Regions from separate parts of the Homo sapiens genome. Here all the other regions are linked to region 1. A link is a loop called in an ENCODE intact Hi-C map of the cell type or tissue named here. Cell type or tissue: gastrocnemius medialis. All regions are shown on one strand.

Region 1 (4,000 bases):
TCTCTAAGAAATCAGTATGAGCAACTTTCTTTGAGCCTTCAAAGTAAAGTCAAATGCTTGCTCCTCAGCAGGAAAGTGACTTTAATTAATTCTGGACGACCTTTCCATTGAAAAGCAAAACACTGCCCCAAGGCTTTTTAGAAAGGTTAGGTTGTACCTTTTCCCTCTTATTGTTATGAGGCAGATATTAGTGTTCCTCACACAAGTCTTTCTCTCCTGTGTTGTTGTGGATGAGTGCACTTCTTAATAAAGGAAAAACAAAACAAGCAAGTAAAAACCCCTGTTTGGAGCCAATTAACTTCTTGATTCTAACAAGAACTGAACTGGAGTATAAAATCTTCCATCACAATAAAATATGACTAAAGACCTCATCAATACTCATTTAACAAATGCTTTGGACTGAACCATCTTTTTCTAATACTTAGGAATTCCATTATTTCTTATTTCAGTGAACATGTTAGAAAAAATTAAGTGAAATGGGATTAGGTTTGCCATTTGTCATTTACTCAGAGTAGAATTCCCGTCTGACATGTGGGCACTCATACCAGGGGCTTAATGCTTTTAGTAATTATAAGGATCATGTAGAGTATGTTGATTGGTGAGGAAAAAAATCTTTATTAACTGCTCAGAAATAGTTAATTCTTCATTAGTCAGAGCACTGCACTAGAGGCTGCTGCCTGTGAACCATGGATTAGAGTTTATGATAGTAATAACCTCCCTGAAAAAACATTTGTTACTATACTTAATGACCAGATTTTAGTGCATTAACCTTCCTTGGGAGGTCAACTAACAAAATGGATGTTAACTGCTTGTAACAACCAATTCCTCTGAAATTAATATTTAGATGCCTTTGGTGTCAAAAAACCTTCCTTCCATATCAGGGCATTAAAAACACTTCTAAATTATTAATAGCAGGCAGAATTCAATGCCTGAAAGATTTCCATTCCAGTGTTCTTTATCCTCAGCCTCTTCCCATTTTCTCTAACAAAGTTCTCTTATGCAGGAACAAGGAAGGCATTCAGGAAAATTAGGTCTCAAAAATGCATGTGGGTCAACAATGCACTGCAGTTTTGAAAAGGTCACTCTTTAAGTTCAACAGAAATAAACATAATAGGAGTGTGAAGGCAGCCCTGAGAGCACACTGAGAACCTGACAGGGACAAACTCCCTGCCAGGCCTCGGGCTGCACTGCCACAGCCCTATCACCACCTGTCAGGAACTCCTTAACGACATTTTTGCATCCCTTCTGCAACTGACCTCCTGGCTTGGCTCTCCAGCCCCTCCCCCTCCCTTTAAATTGGAAACAAACCACACTTATGTCAAAACGGCTTCTGAACTAGTTCCTTCCTGAGCAATCCCAGAATATAAAACATGTTCTGAAAAGCTGCACCATTCCCTGGAGAAACTTTATGATTTGGTTACTGCAGCAGGGCGCGCTGCTCCTTGGCTGTGGTAGCCTTGAGTCAGTGCCAAACAATGAAGCAATGCTATTATTAGCCTTTCCATTCAATGGCGACAAAACAGTCCATGTTTCTATTTTCAGACTGTTCTCTTCTGGTGCAATAGATTTGCCAGAAACCTAAGCCTCAGGGCTAGCACTGGACCAACAGGGCAAAGTAGGCACCTGAAGCCAAAACATGCACAGTGGCACAAATGTGAAAATGCTTTAATGGTAGTATTTTTAGGCAGAGGCAAAATACAGAGCTGGCCAAAGTTCTGTCTGCTGAAACCTGTGCTGGTTTTTACGGAAAGTTACTGCTGGGGTTGGGATAGAATACCTGGGATCTCTACCATGAAGTTGCCCAATTTAATAATTTTCCCAAATTGCAACTGTGTAGTAACATTTGTGACTCAGTCATTTAAACTGGCCTGTTGGCCAGGCTCAGTGGCTCATGTCTGTAATCCCAGCACTTGGGGAGGCCTAGGCGGGCAGATCCCTGAGCTCAGGAGTTCGAGACCAGCCTGAGCAACACGGTGAAACCCGTCTGTATTAAAAAATACAAAAATTAGCCAGGCTTGGCGGCGGGCACCTGTAGTCCCAGGTACTAGGAAGGCTGAGGTGGGAGAATCTCTTGAGCGTGGGAGGCTACAGTGAGGTGTGAACACGCCGCTGCACTCCAGCCTGGGCAACAGAGGGAGACCCTGTCGTGAAAATAAATGAAAATAAATAAATAAAAAAATAAACCAGCTTGTGTGCTGGCACAGAACGATAGACCAATATTGCACAGAGTTGTGACTTGGATGATAAAGGTGACAAAGTAAAATGCCTGTAAGAAAGGGTGATTTCCTTATGACATGATCAGTTAGTTACAAGCCCACCAGGATGTTTCCAGAAGAGTCGGGCAACTTGTAGGCATTCTTTTTGATTGTTACTTACTCTTTTTTTTTTGAGACGGAGTCTCGCTCTGTCGCCCAGGTTGGAGTGCAGTAGCGTGATCTCGGCTCACTGCAAGCTCTGCCTCCCGGGTTCACGCCATTCTCCTGCTTCAGCCTCCTGAGTAGCTGGGACTACAGGCGCCCGCCACCACGCCTGGCTAATTTTTTTTTGTATTTTTAGTAGAGATGGGGTTTCACTGTGTTAGCCAGGATGGTCTCGATATCCTGACCTCACGATCCGCCCATCTCGGCCTCCTAAAGTGCTGGGATTACAGGCGCGAGCCACCGCTCCCGGCCTGATTGTTACTTTCTGATGGATTACTTTTGTAATACTGGAAATTTCGTGTATATAGAGGTCCATAACATTTTTGGCCTGTTTCCACTTGTAAATAAGATTTGCAATCTGACCATTCAAGCCGTGCAAATTCTGTATAATAATGATTTTAATTTAATGCCCAGATTCTTCATTGCTTTGGGAATACTGTTCTTGCTAATTGGAAGGTCATTATACCATTACATATATATTATTCCTCTTTCCTATTGTAGCTGATTCTCTCCTTGTGTATATTATTTTAGGAAAGAAACACTTGCAAGCAGGAAGTAAGCAATTATTTCTTTTAAACTGTGACAGATTTTGTATATTTAATTGTTAAAATTTCAGATAATGGTATTTCTTTTAAGGTTTGGTGTTTTATTTTTGCATTTAAAAATAAAAATAAGACAATTAGGCTAAGTTTATAAAAGGAAAAAATGTGATATCTTGCTTTCTCAAATCTCTTTTGCTAGAAATTATTTTTAACAGAGACATTTGGAGAAAGAGCTCTTCCCAAATATAAAACTAAAATATGAACTGTTGACATTTCCTCCACTCCTCCTCCCCCATTTTCTACGGAAATATCATTTATAGGCTGCTGGAAGCCAGCTTTTAGTCACAGTGTTTTCAATAGTAGGAATGATTAAAACACACTTATTGCCTTGGTCTGCTTTATCTCTAAACTGATAAGATTTCTGAAAGCTATTTAACTGTCATGTGAATCATTAACTTCATTATGTTTACGGAGAATATGTTATCTCCCCTGCTTCTTGGGGACATGGATCCTTCATCAGCGACCTGGATGGCGCTGAGTGTGATGCAGGTAATGTACCTGCACAATTTACTAGTAGCCGGTAAGAGTTTCAAATCAGGATGTTGATTATAGTGTTGTTCACTTAATGAACTTCCATGCACTGCTTCCTGAAAACCCTTTTATGGTTTCTGTTGGCTCCATATGGCATTCTGATGAGCTTACACTTCTCCTTAAGTGCTTCTGTATCAGAAAACAAGAGCAAAGCTGAAACAAAGTGAGTCATCTGGTTTTGTCTTTGCTTTCACTGCATGAGATAATGTGGAGGTGTTAATTACAAGACTTCACTGAGTCTTGACTAATAACAGTGTGCAAACAAATGTATGTCAGGCTCAGCCACAGAAAAGCTTCTACTAATAAGGTAAAACTAGCAATTAGAGCTGACAATGAAGTAATACTTTCCGTTGAATATTCATTAATGACGTTCTTGTTTGGGAGAAGGGAGGCTTCTGATTGTTCAGATGGAAACCTAGAATAGGTCATTTCTTTTAAATGAATTAA
Region 2 (4,000 bases), 370 kb before region 1:
CACTGCAACCTCCACCTCCTGGATTCAAATGATTCTCCTGCCTCAGCCTCCCAAGTAGCTGGGATTACAGGTTCACACCACCACACCTGGTTAATTTTTTGTATTTTTAGTAGAGACGGGGTTTCACTATGTAGGCCAGACTGGTCTCGAACTCCTGACCTCAGGTGATCCACCCGTCTCGGCCTCCCAAGGTGCTGGGATTACAAGCGTCAGCCACCGCGCCCACCCCCTTGTAAATCTTGATCCCATGATTACTGTAACTTGGGCCCATCCTCCTTCAATCTAGCTCCCCTCCTTTGGCTGTCTCCATCATCACTGGCTCACATCCTGGCTTTGTGCCCCAGTCCTACCCAAGGCTATTTTCTACCCCTGTGTCTTTTCCCCTTCTGATACTTCTACCTGGGATGTGTTCCTGCCTTGCTCCCGTATCACCTGACTGTGAGCATTTTGGGACTAAGACACCAAAACAGAGGTCTTACTGGCAATCAAAAGCAAAACTTAACACTACAGCTTGAATCAGCTTTTGCAATGTTTAAGAAAAAATCTAACCAATTGCCATTTTTTTTAAACCTGCAGATTCATATAAAAAAATCGGTATTCCCAGCTTCTCTTTGGCAGCATTAGCCTGCTTTCTGGTGTTGTAGCATGAGTCCAGAGCTGCAAGTAGCAGGGCTGCTCACTTTGGCCTTCATGTATTCTGCAATTCACATCCAGTTTACCTCCAGGCCTCTGGCACTTACCCCCATTAGCATTGGGTCCTATAGGCCCTTGAGTTCATCCTCTGCCTTAAGATTTCTCTTCTAGACTGAGCTGCCTTCTCTACAGGGAAACCTTAGCTCACCCTGCCTCTCCACCCTCCCATTTGTTCTGGTCTTGCTTCACCACCTGCCTCAAGGGAGGCCACTTCAAACACACACAAAAATCTCCCTCATGACCTGGCACACTTTCGTGTTCTCTCCCTACCACTCGTTTTCACAATATACTAAATAGCCTATACATTATGTATTATACGTTAATTACAAAATTAATCCATAAACCACAGCATCAAGGCCAAAGCAGGGCACCACTGTCCATGCCCAAATGCCTGCATACCTTTCCCATTTCCAGGCTGTTGTAGCTCATCATTTTACCCTGGTGTTACCAATACTAAAATGGCATGGAGGTTGGGAAAAAAAATGGTAGGATTTATCTTACTCCATATATCCATCTAGCAATCCACCCATTCCTCACTTTCTACCTAAATTGCTGAAAAAACAGAAACTGGCAGCCAGCTACCCAGATAAATTTTCTTTTTTTTTTTTTTGAGACAGAATCTCTCTCTGTCGCCCAGGCTGGAGTGCAGTGGCGCTATCTTGGCTCACTGCAAGCTCCACCTCCCCGGTTCAAGCCATTCTCCTGCCTCAGCCTCCCGAGTAGTGGGGACTACAGGTGCCTGCCACCGCACCCAGCTAATTTTTTGTATTTTTAGCAGAGACGCGGTTTCACCGTGTTAGCCAGGATGGTTTCGATCTCCTGACCTCGTGATCTGCCCACCTCAGCCTCCCGAAGTGCTGGGATTACAGGCATGAGCCACCACCACACCCAGCCAATAAATTTTAATGGCAAGAGTAAATTAGGCCAGGCATGGTGGCTCACACCTGTAATCCCAGCACTTTGGGAGGTAGATCACCTGAGATCAGGAGGTTGAGACCAGCCTGGTCAACACGGCAAAACCCCATCTCTACTAAAATACAAAAAAATTAGCCAGCCGGGCATGGTGGTGTGTGCCTGTGATCCCAGCTACTCGGGAGGCTGAGGCAAGAGAATCACTTGAACCCAAGGGGCAGAGGTTGCAGTGAGCTGAGATCATACCACTGCACTCCAGCCTGGGCGACACAGCCAGACTCCATCTCACATAAATAAATAAATAGTACCTTCTTTATAAACCTGCTCTCTGGAGGCAGCTCAAGAGATAGCCAAACTCTCTCCAGGATTTTCACCAAAGCACATTGCCGAGCCCCTTGCTGAAGAAAGCCTACCCACACCTCCAGGATTTTCACCAAAGCACGTTGCCGAGCCCCTTGCTGAAGAAAGCCTACCTATACCCACAACACTCCTGGGTCTGTCCTTTGTTTTGACACAGCCAAGATAGGTTGTACATAGCAAGATAAAATGCCAGGATGGCGACATTTGTTCTGCCCAGCTTCCAAGCTTGCCCTCATGTGTCAGATGTCAGATTTCTAAGAATAACTGCTCGTTTTTCCAAAAATGAACCTCACACATTCATTGGAACTTCCTGTCCCCACCAAAGCATTCTTCATAACCAAGCAGACAAAAGAGAGTTGTTGGGAAATGATCTCGTGCTCAGAATCCATGTCAGCAAATGCCTTATGATCAGGAAGTTAGTGTTATTTAAGTGGGAGATGGTTCCTCTCTAAAACAATGGTGCCCAGAAAATAACTATAATCATGTTATTTTATTACTTTGCCGTTGTGCTTGTATATTTTTAACCACTGCATTGTGCTTTTTGCACCTATATTGTACTTTATTATACCCTGAAGGTATCACTTAAGTGTATATTTTCATTTTAGGGCATATGGTTTTCAGTTTTTCAACAATTGAAACAAGTTGGAGTTGTAGTAAAGTAATTTGAGAAGAGGCCAGTCTTGGAAGTCTGTATTTTTAAAGACTTTGAGTTTGGGAAAAAACATTTGTTTTACTTATTTACTGTGGTTAAAAAGACCATTACATTTGCTTGTTAATCAGTCATAATTTGAGAAAGGATAGTTTCTTTAGAGCCTCAGAAAATGGCCCTCTGGCCACCAACATATTTTCCATTTTGGCTCTGTAATAAAACAGTATTCAGTAAATGAAAGACATTGGCATTTGTTTGGATTTCTTTTTTGAACTTTTTATATAAAACACTTCTGTTCCATTAGGATAATCCTATTTGACTTGCTTCTCTCAGTCAAAGAAAAGGAAAAAACTATTATGAGAGAGCCAGGAACAAAGGATTTCCCACCCCTAGTCGGGCTTTTGATCCTCACATGGTCATAACAGGCCTCCGGCAGTAGCCAATAACTTCCGGCTTCAAAGGAGGGGAAGCAGGCTTAAAATGAACGCACCGTCCAGTGCTGCCATGAGGTTTGGGCTGGCAGATTGCTCTCCTGACCCCTGTGTACAATCACTTTCTGCCCTCTGTGATGGATACAATTACCACTGTTTTTACCTACAGAGAAACCCCCACTACTATTTTATGGCCAGTGAATTTGCCTGCCCGTGTCTAATACAGTCATGGTGTTGAACTCGACCATGTCGCACTAGGCTTATGTTAAGATAATCAAAGAATGTGGAGCACTGAGTCACTTTTGTTCTTTATAGAAAACACCAGAGCAGAAACCAACAGTTTGTCAAACAATTCACCATAGCAAGATTTTAATAAATGAGTCTTTTTGCTGATATGGCAATTATTTTACACAGAAAAAAGATATAAATTCCATGCTGTCCTGGATCTACACAAACAAGAAAAAACATTCATAATTCTGGAAATTTTCTAGTTCAGCAACTCCATCAACTTTCAATTAACCTCAGAAGCCAGGCCATTACTGCTGCCAGATTAGCTCGAGAACTCTCCAGGACCCTTTAATTCTTTACACCAGACCTTTTCCACATTTATTTATCTATTTCTTCTTTCCCTTCCACACCCCTGTTCTCTTCTCTGCCTCCTTCACTTTCTATTCCATTATACCCTTCTTAATCTACCACACCTCAGTGGTGATGGTGGGCAAAAATGGCTGCCATTATGTTATCAGCACGAACTAAGCTTACTTGGGAAGTCAGAAAACGGGATGCAATCCCCATAAACATGGAAAAGGCATATTGATTCTATGTCATCAAGCTCCACCTTTCCCATAGGTTGCACATGGCAAGATAAAATGCCAGGATGGGGACAATTTTTCTGCCCAGCTTCCAAGCTTGCCTTCATGTGCCATATGTCAGATTTCTAAGAATACTGTTCAGT
Region 3 (4,000 bases), 260 kb before region 1:
GAGTCCAGATAGCAGACAATCAACTACGATTTCACTTCCCTAATCCTCCCCTCTTTGACTTTGTGAGACAGTAATCAGCCTGGGTACCGTATCTGTTTCAGTGTTTGGTTTTGTTTCATATTAAGGACTCCTAAAATAGCCCTCTTAAGAAAACAAATGTGCACAATAGATTTACTCTTGGGGTTATCTTTGGAGTCAACTTTGGTACGCATTTGCCTCAGAGGATTAGAAAAGAAATCTCAAAACTAACACACTCGTTTCCTGCAAGCCATTCTGCTTTTTCCAACTGCTTTTCAGACAGACAATTTAATTTAGCACTGCATCTGTGAATTACTAAACTTAAGTGTGCTTAGTATACCAAATGTCACAGAGAAAATATAATATCCTCTTTATTTCTGAGAGGACAAATGCCAAATTACAAAAATCACTTCTTTAAAGCATATTTTAATAGAACCTTGATTTTGAGACATACATAAATTATTAGGGTAAAGAAATAAAATATTTAACTGAGCCTTTGTTTTCTTTTCTGCATCTACCCCTACTCTTTCTTGGAAGCACCAGAAGACATTAGTCAAAATCTGTTTCTAGCTAGTTTGCTCACTTGCATTACCATTGCCATTGTGAATTTTACAGAAAACCTGTAGTGGGCTCCTTTACAGTAAGGGAAACCTGACAAGGTAAGACTCATTTCCTTGGGAACCTTTTAACAGCAGGTAAAATATTTCAATGGTTGGGACTCAAGTAATGGAGAACGATTTCTTTCCAAAGTCTCAAAAGGAGATTTTAAAATTGTTTCCCATATGGTCTATGTTGCTATTACTTAGGCAACAGCTGAATTATTTACTCTGTGTTAATTCAGTGTACTGTAGCAATAGGCTAGCAGGGGAAAGGCTAGGATGGAGCAAAGCAAGTATTTCCTCAAATCATAGCTGATTCCAATGAAATTCCCTCAGGAAATTTTTTTAAAACCATTGTGTATAAAATTTCCTATTGCGATGAGAATCCATGGTAATTAGGCATTTGGTCAAAATCTGCACAAGACAGAACAATTGGAGGAAAGGATTCTTTATGAACACATCCCTTCAGGAAAGGGGAGGGGGTGGGAGAGGAGGCAAAGGGGAAGACTGAGCTGGTTTTCTCATCATCTTCTCTCTGGGGCACTGTGTGTGGTGTCAAAGACCTTTGCAGCTGCTTAAAATTCTTTAGCATGTCAGCTATATTTACAGTGCAGGAATATATCTGTACTGCCAGAAGGTTACTGCATTTTAGCTTTAGATCCAATAGGCTGAATCACTGCGTTCCAGAGTCCCTGATGTAGCACAAATATATAATTAAAATTGCTTGAAAGGAAACATGAAAGAAACAACAAACCTTCCATTCTTGCAGTAATAAAATTAAAAACAGGAAAAGTCTGCACAGACACTTAACATTTGTCTGCAGTGAAAGGCTTTTGTTATTGCTTTTCCCCTAAGGGTTTCGCGTTTCCAGAGAACGCTGGCCGCGGATTGGCCGGCGCCCGCTGCGAGCACTCGCGTCTGATTGGCTGGGCCGAGGCGGCCGCCCGGAGCACAGAGGCAGCGGTCGGGTAGAGGTGAGCGTGGCGGAGGCAAAGGGACGCATCCCCCACGGCGCGCTGGCCGTGCGGGGCTAGAGGGCCGCCTGCGCTGCTCGGCTCCCTCGGTGCACGCGGGACACAGGCTCATTCGCACTAACGAGTCCGGCCGTGCAGTGAAAGCTTCGGTCTGCGTGACCGTGCTGCGCTCCCCGCGCCACGCGGCTCCACACAACACGCCGGCCCACGCAGAACCCTCAGAACGAAATTCACCGTCTCAATACAGGCTCAAGGGAAACCTGGAGTCTGAAAAAAGGAAGGGACCCAGGGCAGGCAATTAATCACTGGTTATCTGGGGCCACAGGTTGAAGCTGTCACAAAGGCTAATCTGCAGTTGCAACTTCCTCACTGTAAAATTATTCACATCTCCTGCTGCTCTTTCTGGAAGCCACACAAGCAGACCTCTTATCGAAGTACAAGTGATGCCGTTGTTATTTGCACTCGGAAGGAATCAAGTCCTGGAAAGAAAAATCCATTTTCAACCTCAAAGGGCCTAAATAAGTAACCCTTATTTTTCCAGAAGCACTCCGTATTTAAAATGCTCAAAACAAATGCTTTACACCCAAGGAGATTTTGAACAGTCTCCATCAAGCAGTGCTAATTAAATATGTGTGCTTGTGTCTATCTTTCTTTATATGTACGAGCCGCTTCACAATGCCACAGAGTGTTTAAATCTGCCCACAATTCACATCCGAATATATACAGGCACATGTTTACACAGCCAAATCTGCCACTCTATATTGGAATGAAGGCTTAAGGAATGTTTCTCATATAAACTACACAGTGTACTGTTTCTTTGTAAGAAGGTCTATGTTTAGACAACACCCCATTGTGAAGGGCCAAGTATAAAGGCGGTGTTTAGGTTCTAAAACTTGTAAATGATTTATCATTTTGCTGAAATCTCAAAATCTTGAACATTTTATAACCCACAGTCACATAAAGCAGACTACACTTACTGAAGGCATAAATGCCCATGATGAAAATTAGTTCTTTAAAAGTGCAAATTTGTATTTTATAAATCTGGGCATAAAGTTCTATTTCTCACATGTGAATTGGAAATAAGTGTACACTTATTCCAGAAAGATTAGTTTCTTTTCACGCACATTTATTCAAACATCTAGCCAGTGAGCTAGGTGTTGGGGACGTTCTATACAGGTACTTTTCATCTTTATATTCAAGTATTCTACCAGGTTTATTATTCTTCCCTTTCCACCCATGGACTGGGCCTGGCCTTTGTCAGAGAGCTAATGCCCTGTAACATTTCATCTGAGGCTTATTACTAATAAAGTAAGAATACAGCTGAAGAGTACAATGGATGGTTTGAGAGTGTGCTGACCACACACAGCTTTCTTCTTTGTACTGTTAACACTTTGTCTAAGATGCTGCCCCCAAAGGCCTATTACCTACAGAACATTTAATAAGAACAAGGTCTTTATTATATAACCTGAGCCTGTTACTTCCTCAAGCCAAAAAAGCCTGAGACCTCATAAGGATTTCAGTCAGTGTTCTGTTATGTCCTTTGTAAAGGGTTTCCAGGAAGATGTCAAGCCCAACAAACACTTATTGTGTGTGTCTACAGGGTACACATTAGGTGCCTATTTAGTGCTATGGAATCAACCATGTTTTACTTGGAGCTCCATCCAAACTCTGTACTTCAAGAGTCTGTGCATGAAAAGAACAGAAGAGACACAGGCATACACTGTGATGCACAAGTGGAAGTATAGTTTTGTCTATTACCTGCATTTTTACAGTAGGCCCCTTATGCTATCACGTCAGGCTAGACCCTGGATTTCATGTTCATGGTGCCCCCACCTAGACCAGTGATCCTAACCCTGCCCCCATCTGACTGGACCAGTGATGGGCACCTGGAGCAAAGGCAGCCAGCCCAACAGGGACTTATGTTGGGAATCTGAATGAGAAATATGGAAGTTCCAAAGAACTGGCAATAGGAGTAGAAGCCTAAAGCTTGCAAGATAGTAAGAGGCGTAAAGAACCATGATGGGCCAAAGTTCCAAGGGCGCAATAGCTATAAGACCAGGAAGCCAACTGCACTGTTGGTGCAACACCCTCAGGACTTTGTGTGCGTGTGTGTGTGTCCTTTTTCTCTCCAGCTTCATCACTGATAGAAGATTTCACCAGCACTCCCCCAGGATTGCCTATTTTCCAGCCATCTTGTTAAAAAGTTGTTCCTTGTGTTAAACTAAATTTGTCTTTGAATACCTTGGTCCTGGCTGAGCCTCCTGATACCCTGCAGATGCAGTCCACCCATCATCCACTCAACAGCCTTTCATCCAGGCAAGGATAATGACCATGTTGGCATTCTCCCCACCTCCTGCTCACTGTCTTTTTCCTATTTTTTTTTAATGAGATGGGCTCTCAGTATGTTGC
Region 4 (4,000 bases), 49 kb after region 1:
TGTCTTTCCAAAATGACTTGTACCTCAGGGCAATCCAGTAGTTAGCAAAGGGGCACTTCTCTTTCTTTTTTCTTAAAGACAGGTCTCACTCTGTCACCCACAATGGGAGTGCAGTGGCTCAATCTTGTCTGCAACCTCTGCCCCCTGGGCTCAAGCAATCCTCCCACCTCGGCCTCCCAAGTAGCTGCGACTACAGGCACGCGCCACCATGTCCAGCTAATTTTTAATTTTTTTTTAGAGAAAGTGTTTTGCCATGTTGCCTCAGCTGGTCTCAAACTCCTAAATTCTCTCTCCTCAGCCTCTCAAAGTGCTGAGAGCGATCCTCTCTCCTCAGCCTCTCAAAGCGCTGGGATTACAGGCACAAGCCACTGCACCCGGCCCGGGACATTTTTCTTTATAAACACATTTAGTTAAGAAGTGAAGAAGAAATGATATAACTACAGCATTACTGTTTTGCAACTCATAATACAAACATAGGCCTAGGCATTGATGATTAATGACTGCTAATTTTACAAAACAGAGATAGCCAGATACTATGGCCTCCTAATTCAAGTACATACCATCTAACAAGTGTTATTGTAGAAAAAAAAAAAAAGAAAAAATCCTGAATCTGATTGAACTCCAGATCTAACTACTAACTTTCTTGATTGCATCATAAGAATTAGTGTTGCTGAGAGCTGTATAATTAAACTAGGGACAGAGGAGCATGTTAAGCAACACTGTGAATATGCAATTAACAAAATCTAGATCGTGGAAATTCTACAGGTCTAAAGACTTACTTCGTTTAACAAATATCAGGAAAATTTGAATACTGTCTTGGATATTTGATGATATTAAGGAACTGTTAATTTATCTAGGTATGATAATGGAATTGTGGTTATATTTAAAGAAAATGGTACTGATCTTTCAGATATACATCAAAATATCTTGAGATGAAATAATATGATATCTGAGATTCGCATGAAATAATTCAGTGGGAAATGGTACAGTGGTGGATGAAAAGTAGCTGTGAATATAGATAAAACAAAATTTACTTGAGGTTTTAATTGTTGAAGCTGGGTGATGCATAGATAATAAGTAGTTCATTATGCCATTTTCTTTACTTTTGCATATATTCACAATTTTTAATAAGGAAAATTAGAAATAAATTCTCATTTTGAATATGTAAAAACCATGTCTAAAGCAGGATTCCTTGGAAAAATGCAGATTTGGGGAACTGTACAAAGATTTTATCATTCCAGAAATGAAGAAAGTTATTGAAGACTTTAGGGGTCATGTTGCAGGGACTAAGTAGCCTAATTGAAGAGGTTTCCACTAATGAAAATAATGGATCTAGACAATGATTATCAATGGCAGCTAACAACTCAAAAGGAGAAATAACTAGACATTAAATGCATCATAACGGAAGTACACAATACCACCTAAGAAGCATTCTTACAAAAATTTAATACCTGAAATGATCAAGCTTCTAGATCTAACTATAGAAAGTACAAGAGACAGAGGAATATATTCAATATCATTACAAGGAAGCAATTAGAAAAGTCCAGACTGAGAAACTCTATTGACAAATGACCTAGGCTCTTCTCCTCAAATGAACTGAAGGAGAGAAGAGGGGAAGGGGTGAAGAAAGAATAAGAGAGAGTGAGAGCAGAAGAGAAAGAGGGAATCTATAGTTTACAGGAGTCTTAAGAGACATTTTTAACAATTAAATGTTACGGACATCTTTTAGATTTTATTCAAAAAGTATTTTGAAAATTTGACAGGGAAATTTCAACACTGGATATGTGAAAATAATAATTATTGTTAATTTTTTAGTATTTAATGTTATTTTGGCTTTTTAAAAGCAAAGTAGTCCTAATCTTTCAGTAATATACTATGAAATATTTATGGATATAATGATATGAACTGTGACTTATTTTATAATAACCCAGAAGTTGAGTTACAGCATAATAAAAATTGACCACAAGTTGATAATTGTTGAAACTAGACAATAAGTAATCGAATGAGCTATTCTATTCTTTCTACCTTTGTACATTTGAAAGTCACATTATAAAATGTTAATAACAACAAAACTCCAAAAGCCAAGGCCCAAAGACATTTAGTGACTTGCCCGATACTATGTATGTAATTAGGAGCAGTTCAGACCTGAAACTGGACTCTTGACTTCCAATCAAATACTCTTTCCCTTATAACAAGCTGTTTTGCAGGGAAGCCAAACTTCTGGGATACCAGATACCTGCCCAAAGCTTGACAAGTCAATGGGTGAACTGGGAAATACACTATGGTGCTATCAAATACTCATACAAGCAGCTCATCAGCAAGCAGCCAAGTGGCAAATTGGGATTGCCTGGGAGTGCACAGCAGCTGTTGACTTTTGAAGTATTGCCCGGAGCTCTTGGCTTTTCCCCATTTGGTCTTTAAGAGAGCCATTTGAAAAACAGGCTAGCCTTCAGAATGCCCAAACATAGTTGAAAGGCTGCTTAGTTTGTACCTAGACTTTTCTTGATTGCATCATAACAATGTTTTTGCTGAGATTTATATAGTAAGACCAACATGATGTCTCATGATGATAGCTAAGGTTACAGGGCCTGGACATCAGAGATTAGAGGATAGTCAGGTTGGAGTTTATTTATTTATTTAATTTTTGAAATGGAGTTTCACTGTTATCACCCAGGCTGGAGTGCAATGGTGTGATCTTGGCTCATTGCAACCTCCACCTCCCGGGTTCAAGCAATTCTCCTGCCTCAGCCTCCGGAGTAGCTGGGATTACAGGCGCCTGCCACCACGCCTGGTTGATTTTTGTATTTTTAGTACAGATGGGGTTTCACCATGTTGGCCAGGCAAGTCTCGAATTCCTGACCTCAGGTAATCTGCTTATTTCCACATTTACTAAGTTGGCTGATTCACTGGACACTAAAGCTAAGTAACCTTTGATGTGGGTCTGGCATTGTTGAGACACCTGAGCTGGTGAGAAGGTCTGTGGGCAGATGAATAATGAAGATCATACCGAAATTCAGAAAGGTGACAAAATAGCAGTGGCAGCAGTACCCAATCAGGAAAAAGGCAGGCAAATCCTTCAAAGTCAGCAAATACTGAACCAATATTTAAATGCAGCTAGCTAGGCACATGCTCATTGCCATTACATATCATCCTTATTTCTGGGTTTTCTTACAATGTATTCAGAGGTAGACGATCTCTGTGGAGGGGATTTGTGGGAAAGAAAGGCAAGGTCATATTTTTCTATTGTCAGTGCTAATATTAATACTCTCAGCTTTTCAAAGTCGGTATTCAGGTGGTTGCTCCTGGTGGAGATCTATTGCTTTCTCCTGTCCAGTGTCCCGTTTGTTTTTCCAGCAACATCCCATACTTTCTTTGAAAAACAATCACTTCCCCATCATGTGCAGTGTTGGTAAAATTGTTAATCAAATGGGCACCTCAGTGAAGTTTTGCTAATCTGACTCTTTCTAGAGGAAGTTTGGATATTGCAGTTATGATTCACCCCAGCAGTGGCATCCTATAAGAGAGTGGCTATTGGATCATGCTCCTGGAGCTCCAGAACTTAGCTACTCAGAAACTTACCTTTAATTTTGTTATTTGTTCCCTATGATCTATAAGATTCTCTTTTTGCTTAAGTCAGAATTGGTTTATGTTGCTTAAAACCAAATCTAAATGACATACCATTCACAAATCATAGCCAGCTACTAAAGGAACAAATCAAGAATATTTAATATTCCTCTAGTATGAGGTAAGGCAGTACTTTGAGCCATACTTAACACAGGTTTTTGGCATCTAGTAGAATAAAATCTTTTTTTTTTTCTGAGACGGAGTCTCGCTCGGTCACCCAGGCTGGAGTGCAGTGGCGTGATCTCGGCTCACTGCAAGCTCCGCCTCCTGGGTTCACGCCATTCTCCTGCCTCAGCCTCCCGAGTAGCTGGGACTACAGGCGCCCGCCACTATGCTCAGCTACTTTTTTTGTATTTTAAGTAGAGATGGGATTTCA
Region 5 (4,000 bases), 83 kb before region 1:
CAGGATATGGAAATGACCTAGTGTCCATCAGTGGATGAATGGATAAGGAAAATGTGGTATATACACACAATGAAATACTACTCAGCCTTAAAAAAAAAGGGGGGGGGATATCCTGTCATTTGCAACAACATGGATGAATCTAGAGGACATTATGCTAAGTGAAATAAGCCAGGCACAGAAAGACAAATACTGTATGATCTCACTTATATGTGGGATCCAATAAAGTTGAACTATGGTTACCAGCGGCTGGGGTGGGGTAAAAGGATGGGAATGGAGGAAATGTGGAATTGTTAATTAAAGGGTACAAAGTTTCAGAGAGACAGGGAAGTTAGGTTTTGAGATCTATTGCACAGCAGGGTGACTCTAGTTAATAATAACTAGGAGAGTAAATTTCATACGTCTCACCATAAAAAATGATAGGGAAGGTAGATGATGGATATGTGAATCAGTTTGATTTAATCATGCCATGTTGTGTACATATATCAAAACATCACATTGTACCCCATAAATGTGCACAATTATGATTTGTGAATCAAAATAATTTTAATACTAAATTTTTAAATTTCTTCAGGTACCTCAGAAAGGACTCTCTTTCATTAAGAAGTATAGAAAGTGTTTATATATATGTGTCTACTTATGAGGCTAAGAGGGAAAATGTGTTTTTATTTAAGCCTGCCGTTTAAACAATGGAGAGAATAGGCCATCCATTAAGAGTTTGATCCCATCCAACTAGCATCATGTATGAGAACTTATTTGTCCCTTTCACATTTATACTCTAGCCCTGATTTTGCTTGGCAACTTACTGGAGAATTTTCAGTATCTTGAAAGCTCCTTAGTATTTTGAGAATGGCACTGAATTGTTTCCCTTGTAACAGATTTAGCAAGTGAAAAATGGAGGGTTTTTTTTCCCCTCATTTTCAGACATAATCTTGGCAGAATGTTTAAAAGAAAGATAAACAAAATGTCAGGAACACTTACAAAAGAACACTGCAACAGAGATGCAAGAGGTGGCAGGGAACAGAATAAATGGATATTGTCATACAGATGGCAGCTGCTGCTAGATTGTCCAATACAGTGATATTTAGTTTTCTTCCATGGACACTGAACTCGTTTCAAATAGCCCTGACACGGCAAAAGTGGAAAGGAAGCGCCTTTCCTTTTCTTCTCTGCCACATGGGGTAAGTCATAAAGTCATTCTTGGTACCACGGACTCATCTATTTCCAGAGAGGTTATGAGTGTAAGTGGGAGAATAAATGTTTAGCTTCCCAAATCACCTTGTTCCCTGGGAGGTTTCATCAAACCTAGCAGAATCTGTATGGATGCTCCAAATCTGTCTGTTCTAAGCACCCACAGATGTTTTCTCTTGGCACTCATAATAAGGATCTAGGATTAAATGTTACCATTTAATAATTAATTCCATTCAAACTCTCCCTCCCTTCTGTTGAAGGCTGGCACTCTGGTATAACTGCTGATGTGCTGACATCCTGGAACACCCGAAGTGCTGATTTCCATGCTATTTGTAACATTATATTCAGGATAAAAGTACTTTAATTTCCCAAGATGTAGTATTGTAGTTTTCATAAACTGGACCATATGCTGGGATGTGTTCATACACCTGCAGTTAGTTACATTTATATGTAAAAGTTGTCAGTTGATTTCTTTCAAAGAAATTGAGAATGTGGATTCTCTAACATTCTCCTAAATTATTTTCAATGTGAAATCCCTATGCCTTTATTAGACATATAATATGTTATCACAGAATTATACAAGACTCCTGTTTCTGAATCAGGAATCATCGTCCTCTTTTAAATCACACTACACATCTATAAAATTTTAACATTTGAGGAATCTGAGTGAGAGGTATCCATATAGTCTTTATATTATTTTCTCAACTTTTTGGTAATTCTGAAGTTATTTCAACACAAATCATTAAAAAATTACACTAAATATATGAAGTAGCTTGGTATATTCTTTTAAAATAAAACATCTTCTGTTTTATCTAAAAAAATCTGTCATTTTATATACAGAAAACATGTAGTTTAAAGGTTCTACCCCGCTACCTATAGAAACATAAAGTAACAGATATGTTTGTTGTGTAACTAACAAGGTCACAGGCTGTTCAGCTGCTGGAGCAAACTCGATTAAGCCCGTGATAATCTTTTGAAAGATTGTAATTTATCTCCATTTGAAGGGCATTATCTTAGTTCTTCAGCTATCACAGGGAGCAAGGGTAACAAATATTCAGTGATGAATTTTTGAAAGCTGTAGTCAGATCTTGTTCTCTTAAACCCTTCTAAAGGGCTGTCAAAAGGCAATGAAATAAAAATTGTCAAATTTATCCACAGACTTACATAATGGCTGTTATCTGAGAAAGTGGTTTATGATTCATACAGTCACTACCTTTACTTAAGCAATTTCTTGTTTGTGTTAGATTGAAAACAATCTGTTCCCATTGCTCACGTGGGAGAGATTACCACAAAAGGCTCTTGTTTACTTGCAATAAGAAGCTATGAGACACAAAATCCATGAAGAGGGGATCTATACTCTCAAAACAGTGTGGTACTTTCATTAAGGGTCAGCATTATTGACCACCTTTTTACCGTGTTTTCTTGATTTAAATGTAGATTTTGGAGTCTACAAGTAGCTTTGAATATTTGAAATGGATTTTGAAACTAATTTTTAAGGAGGACGAGAGGAAAATAACTGATTTAGTATCTTCTGCATGGTAGGGGCTCTGCTTGGTAAACAGGTTATTTTTATTGAATTTTGCGAACAACTCCCATGAGGTATATATGATTTACATCTTACAAATAAGCACATTAAACACGGAAGCTGAAGTACACAGCACCCATTCACATTGTGAAGTCATTGAGAATTGAATTGGGGAAATATTCACCACAAAGATATATCTTTCCACTACTATCTATGCTTGCAACTGTTTGTATTTTCTTCCACTTTCTGTTGCTTATAACAGAATACCTGAAACTAGGTAAATTATAAAGAAAATGAATTTATTTCTTATAATTATGGAGGCCAAGAAGTCCAAGATCTAGGGGCTGCACCTGGCGAGAGCCTTCTTGCTGCTAGGACTCTCTACAGAGTCCCCAGGTGGTGCAGGGCATCACATGGTGAGGCGGCTGAGCATGCTAGCTCAGGTCTCTCTTCCTCTTTTTATAAAGCCACCAGTCCCACTCCAGTGATAACCCATTAATCCATGAACCCATTAATCCATACATAGATTAATCCATTAAGGATGGCAGAGCCCTTATAACCCAATCAACTTAAAATTTCCACCTGTCAATACTGCCACATTGGGAATTAAATTTCCATGTGGGTTTTAGAGGGGATAAATGTTCAAACCCTAGCAGTTTTAAAAATGTTTTTGTACAATTTTGTCCGATCATTTGCTCAAGTGAGTGATTTTTTTCCCATCTATGCTGAGAACAGTTTCTTTGAGGTGCAATATTGCTATGATGTAGATATTCAAGTGGCCTGAAAAGCCTCAGTAACACTCAGTAAGTGTGGCCTCACTGATTCTCAAAAGAGTAAAATAAAAGTGGGGGATGGGGAGGGAGAAGAGGAACTGATAGGCCATTCCAGTGTCTTGTGTATTTAGAATGCACAGACCCACTAGCTTTAAAATATTACTTTATGTAACTTAACTTTTTGCTAGTTAGACTTGGGAAGGGTGATGAGAGAGATGGAGTATGGCAAGAGTAGTGTAAGAGACATACAATTCAACTTTCTGTAAAAAAGTAAATGCATAATCTTTATACACGGTTTTTCAGTTGTCTGTAAAGCCAACCACATAATTAGGCCAAGTTATTTGAGCACAGGAGAGAGACCAAGACTACCTTGTATTTTTGATAGACTTGGTTTAACTTAAAAATGGAGAATGACTAAGACAGGCTTATAAACATTAAAGTAATTTAGAAACTTACATATTTACAAATTAAATGCTTTTACCCACAAAATATCAAATGCAGCATAATTATGCTA
Region 6 (4,000 bases), 580 kb after region 1:
ATTTTGTATTTAACATTCAGTAGGTACATGTTGTAAAAGGTGCTATAGACACTTTTTGGAGTTTGAGAAGACACAGGACCTGCTCTTAAGGAACTCTAATTTAAAATGGGAAGCAGAACAAAAACATATTTTAATGTGCTTATACACATAGATGGATTAAAAAGTTTTGACTAAATTTGTGTGTTTTTTAAAAATTTAAATCAACCAAGTAACCAGGTAATGAATGCATAGCAACAGATACATTAAATCCGAACAGTTTAATGGGTTTTAGTTGAGAACTGAGCTGGAGCAACATACGTAGGATTCAACTAATTCAGAAAACTTAAAGGGCCCGAGGCTAGATTGTATTTATTTTCCTTTTTGTTTTTCCAGGATTAAAGGGTACACAGCATTTTTTTTCTAAATCTGGAAAAGATATCATTTATCTAATCTTAGGAAATTGTGCTGAATTTGGGGGAAGTTTTATCCCAAAGTCTAAACATAGAGCTTTAAGCACATACATAGGCATTCATTAACACAAAATTGAATTCAGGAGAAATGTGATGAGAACCTGACATGTGTCAAGCCTTTCTGCTGTATGCTAAATATTTATGATAAATGTCATAGCAGCTGTCTTCAAACATAAAAAGCAAACATCAGAGCAGTGTAAGCCTAAAGGGTTAGGCAGGTCAAGGTCAACGGGCTGAACAGAATATGGTGAGTGGCTCTTGGGTATTCTTCCATCTACAAGGAGAGATTATACCAGGAAAAGGTAACCTCTACTGCACCAGCAGCTCCTTCCACTAGCCACTGGGGAATTAAAATAAAAGGTAAAGAAGGCCTTCTTTTGGATCCACAGCAGTAACAACAGCAATACCAATAATTAACGCAAGCTATTGTTTGTTGAGGGCTAACCTTGTTCCTCATTCCCTTTGTTAATGGCTTACGTTCATGAACTTCTTTAATCTTAAAAAGAGCCCTGCAAAAGTAGATATTACCACTATCTCCATTTCATATGTGAGGACACAGACAGAGAGTAGCCATTTGCTCAAGATTGCCAAGCCAAGAAGGGTTCCATGAGTGTTTAAACCTAGAAGTAAGTCTGAAGCTTAGCCCCTTATTCATGGCACTAAATTTCCAGGGACTTGACTGATGCTCTGGCATTTTTGGTGGTTTGGAGGGAGGGAGGCAGTGATTCATCACTCTTTACCCAGCCCGTTGTTTTCCCCGGGTTTTGCAAGAGATCATGTTTAAGGTCAACTGGTTATCACCTGCCTAGACGCTAGTGATTTACAATTATTTCTTTATTAAGAAAATGCTTGGTGTGTGAGTGGTCTCTCTCTGAAAAAATGCCAACAGGAAGGCCTTGTCAGATTTTTGGCAGATACACATTTAAACACATAAAAACAAGTTTAAACACTATCATTTATGCATAATTCTTTCTTGGCATCATCTCTCACTTGCCACAATTTGCAGCCAGAAAACACTTATTTCTACTTTTCTTACTCTAGAAATAATCCAGCCTTAAGTGGATCTAATTCCTTCCCAGAAGAGAAACAGCCTTGTCAGGACTTGGTTGTGTGTGCTGTGTTTGAGGCATCAAGGTTTCCATTTACGGCACAGCTGCACGGACTCCGAAAGCTGGTGCTGAGCCAGAGCTCTGTACCCACTGAGATCTGTAGTCTGGAATGATAAACACACAGCTGCCTGTGGCGAGGGCCACAGGCATAATAGATGGCCACATCTCAACCAGAGTCAAGCGAAGCCTACACAAATCATTAATCCAACTGCTTATATGTTAAATATCACAAACTGTGTACGAAATGGTGAGCTATCTCAGTGGAAGGAGGGGAAAATGGCAGAGGCAATTTAAGGAAACAGGAGAGTAAGTGGCTGTAAGTCCTCTGCAAAGTCCTGCTCTAGAGCTGATTTACTGCCACCAAGCCCTCTTGCTGCAAATAGTTCATAAAGCCTATGACCTGAGTACTTGCCCACGGGACCACAATAACATTTATCTAGCATAAATTAATGTGTTTCAACCACTAATTCAATTTGGCTGTCTCATTCTTCTGGTTTTGGCAAAGCCTAGCCTTGCTATAAAGTCACTCCGTGACTCACACGAATGGCTGTGTTTGTTAAGGAGTCACACACCACTAGGAACAAAGAGTGCTGTTAGTTGAGTAGTCATAAAATATACCTCCCGAGCACATTTGGAGCTGTGCTAATTGAAACTTCCTCTTTAGAGGAGCCTGATCAAAACCAGCTGTAGGAGTCAAGCAGGAACAGATTTCAACATTACATTAAAAGCCCAACAAATTCAGTAAGAGCAGCCTCTGAGAGAAGAGGGCATTCCAGCCTGAACAAATGCTCTAATTGCCTCCTGACATGCTGCAAAGAAAGCTTGTGACCTGAGCCTGGAGAGCTGTGGAGAGAAACTTCTCCATAAGATTTGAAAAAAAGCAACCTCTAGGGCAGTTCTCCTCATAAAATTCCAGATCTGCCAACATTCTCAAGTAACACATGTGAAAACCCACAAAAGCTGAGTGAATTTAGGCAAATGAAGTGATATATTGTTCTGAAAGGGGAAAAACAGAGCTTAAGTATTTTCAATGGTAATATGACCTTTTATGGACATCCCTTTAGTATTGAAAACAAAAACAAAACCTCCAACTCACAGAGGAACAAACAAAATACAAATAAGAAGCAAAAGCCTGGATGAATCGCAAAGAAAAGACACAGAGTGTATTTAAAGACAAAAAATGAGAGCTGTCTCTTCCTCTTTGGCGGCTTGTGAATTTCCTATTCCAAGACATAAGGGCTGCACTCTGCCAATGTGTATAAAATCAAATGCATCCATAGGTTCGCTGAAAATGTGGAATAATCATGCATTTTCTGTGTTTGCTTTACTTGAGGGTGGTTTAGCCATTTGTAAAGGAAGCAGTCATTGATATATAAATATAAATAGCAAATCTATCCATCAAATATGTGCATTGTATTTAATTTAGATGAGTGGAATGCCTGGAAATGTTACAAGCAAGTTTTGCATTATAACACCTTTAAGTAGCATATAAATTAGAAAGGATTGCTGATCTTTATAATTTATTTACTCATCAATTTAATGGAGTATCTAATTTTGGAGCTATGTCACACTGATTCTTAAAGATACAGGGTGGGGGAGGTTTATTTACATAGATATAGAAAGGACCATTATGTTTTATGTCATAAAAGAGTGAGTGACTTATATGTAGTATATGAATTATAATGATTATTCTGGAGGATCTAATTATAGTCTCACAAATAATAACCATGAAAGATGAAAGATGCTCCATTTTTGTCCTTTTTTGGGGACTGTGTTAAGAGGCTAACCTGTCCTTTCTCCTTTTTGTTTCTTTTATCCCAACAGAAGGTATTAAACTAGTAATAACTCACTGGGTTAAACGCAAAACAAAAACAAAAGCACCCACACAAAAGAAGAAATTATATGGTTACATAGTCATGTAACTCCCTGTTTCATTTTTATGTTAAAAGCTTGCATTTAGAGTTTAACAGACTGGCATAAAATGTGGCCTTCGGTGCATGTGATGTGGTCTTCTGAATTTGTGAACATACCAGTGGAAAGTATTTCTGTTGCTGCTTTAGTATTCATCTGGCTTGTCAGATCCTGAATCATTCTCAATGCATAATGCAATTCACATTCCAATGCTATGCCCTTGATTTTATTTATCTTGCTTATCCAAGTACTATAGACATTAGGGAGTATTAAATATAGTGATCTTAAACTGGATAGAGAAAGTTGAAGAGTTGGAAAAAAATTTCAAAAGATAATTCAAAATTAAGTGATGAAAAAAAAAACATGTAAAATATGGCCAAACATAAAAATATTCTGATTTAAAACAGAGTGAAGAAAATAGTCATTATCCCAATTTTACCACTAAAATATTACTTAAAAACTCAGAAAAGTTGAATTCTCGTGTTGCACCAAAACTAGACTCGAAGTTAACTAATAATAACAATGAAGGAG

What was found. Hi-C counts contacts between places; a loop is a spot of excess contacts. Peaks named below come from ENCODE experiments on the same cell type or tissue, not always from the same donor. Only the 100,000 strongest peaks of a DNase experiment are listed, where the experiment ranks them.
Region 2: a loop joins it to region 1, with 2.0 times the contacts of the local background. A loop is called at or near these places in 3 of 110 quality-filtered maps.
Region 3: it touches region 1 in a loop (4-fold over the local background); 30 of 110 quality-filtered maps call a loop at or near these places.
Region 4: a loop joins it to region 1, with 4 times the contacts of the local background. A loop is called at or near these places in 5 of 110 quality-filtered maps.
Region 5: it touches region 1 in a loop (2.9-fold over the local background); 3 of 110 quality-filtered maps call a loop at or near these places.
Region 6: a loop joins it to region 1, with 10 times the contacts of the local background. A loop is called at or near these places in 7 of 110 quality-filtered maps.

The regions. Positions count from the first base shown.
Region 1 is chr5:124,905,366-124,909,365 of GRCh38, forward strand. No RefSeq gene overlaps it. Among named protein-coding and RNA genes, the nearest start is that of ZNF608, 160 kb to the left of the region's middle. RefSeq lists an enhancer at 942-1,726. In gastrocnemius medialis, no CTCF peak of the experiment used is centred here; DNase peaks (open chromatin) are centred at 1,196, 1,556 and 1,906; H3K4me3 peaks cover 249 bases; H3K27ac peaks cover 2,482 bases.
Region 2 is chr5:124,534,286-124,538,285 of GRCh38, forward strand. No RefSeq gene overlaps it. Among named protein-coding and RNA genes, the nearest start is that of LINC01170, 98 kb to the left of the region's middle. In gastrocnemius medialis, no CTCF peak of the experiment used is centred here; a DNase peak (open chromatin) is centred at 2,116; H3K27ac peaks cover 2,328 bases.
Region 3 is chr5:124,650,229-124,654,228 of GRCh38, forward strand. The region is part of intron 3 of ZNF608 (zinc finger protein 608); the gene reads right to left. Among named protein-coding and RNA genes, the nearest start is that of ZNF608, 94 kb to the right of the region's middle. RefSeq lists an enhancer at 1,806-1,855. In gastrocnemius medialis, no CTCF peak of the experiment used is centred here; a DNase peak (open chromatin) is centred at 1,553; H3K4me3 peaks cover 2,113 bases; H3K27ac peaks cover 4,000 bases.
Region 4 is chr5:124,954,317-124,958,316 of GRCh38, forward strand. The region is part of intron 3 of LOC107986391 (a long non-coding RNA gene); the gene reads left to right. Among named protein-coding and RNA genes, the nearest start is that of ZNF608, 210 kb to the left of the region's middle. In gastrocnemius medialis, no CTCF peak of the experiment used is centred here; a DNase peak (open chromatin) is centred at 2,365; H3K27ac peaks cover 1,378 bases.
Region 5 is chr5:124,822,587-124,826,586 of GRCh38, forward strand. No RefSeq gene overlaps it. Among named protein-coding and RNA genes, the nearest start is that of ZNF608, 78 kb to the left of the region's middle. In gastrocnemius medialis, no CTCF peak of the experiment used is centred here; a DNase peak (open chromatin) is centred at 2,455; H3K27ac peaks cover 709 bases.
Region 6 is chr5:125,483,221-125,487,220 of GRCh38, forward strand. All of the region lies in intron 8 of LOC124901056 (a long non-coding RNA gene), which reads right to left. Among named protein-coding and RNA genes, the nearest start is that of LINC02240, 8.0 kb to the right of the region's middle. In gastrocnemius medialis, no CTCF peak of the experiment used is centred here; DNase peaks (open chromatin) are centred at 1,191, 1,631 and 2,121; H3K4me3 peaks cover 838 bases; H3K27ac peaks cover 2,417 bases.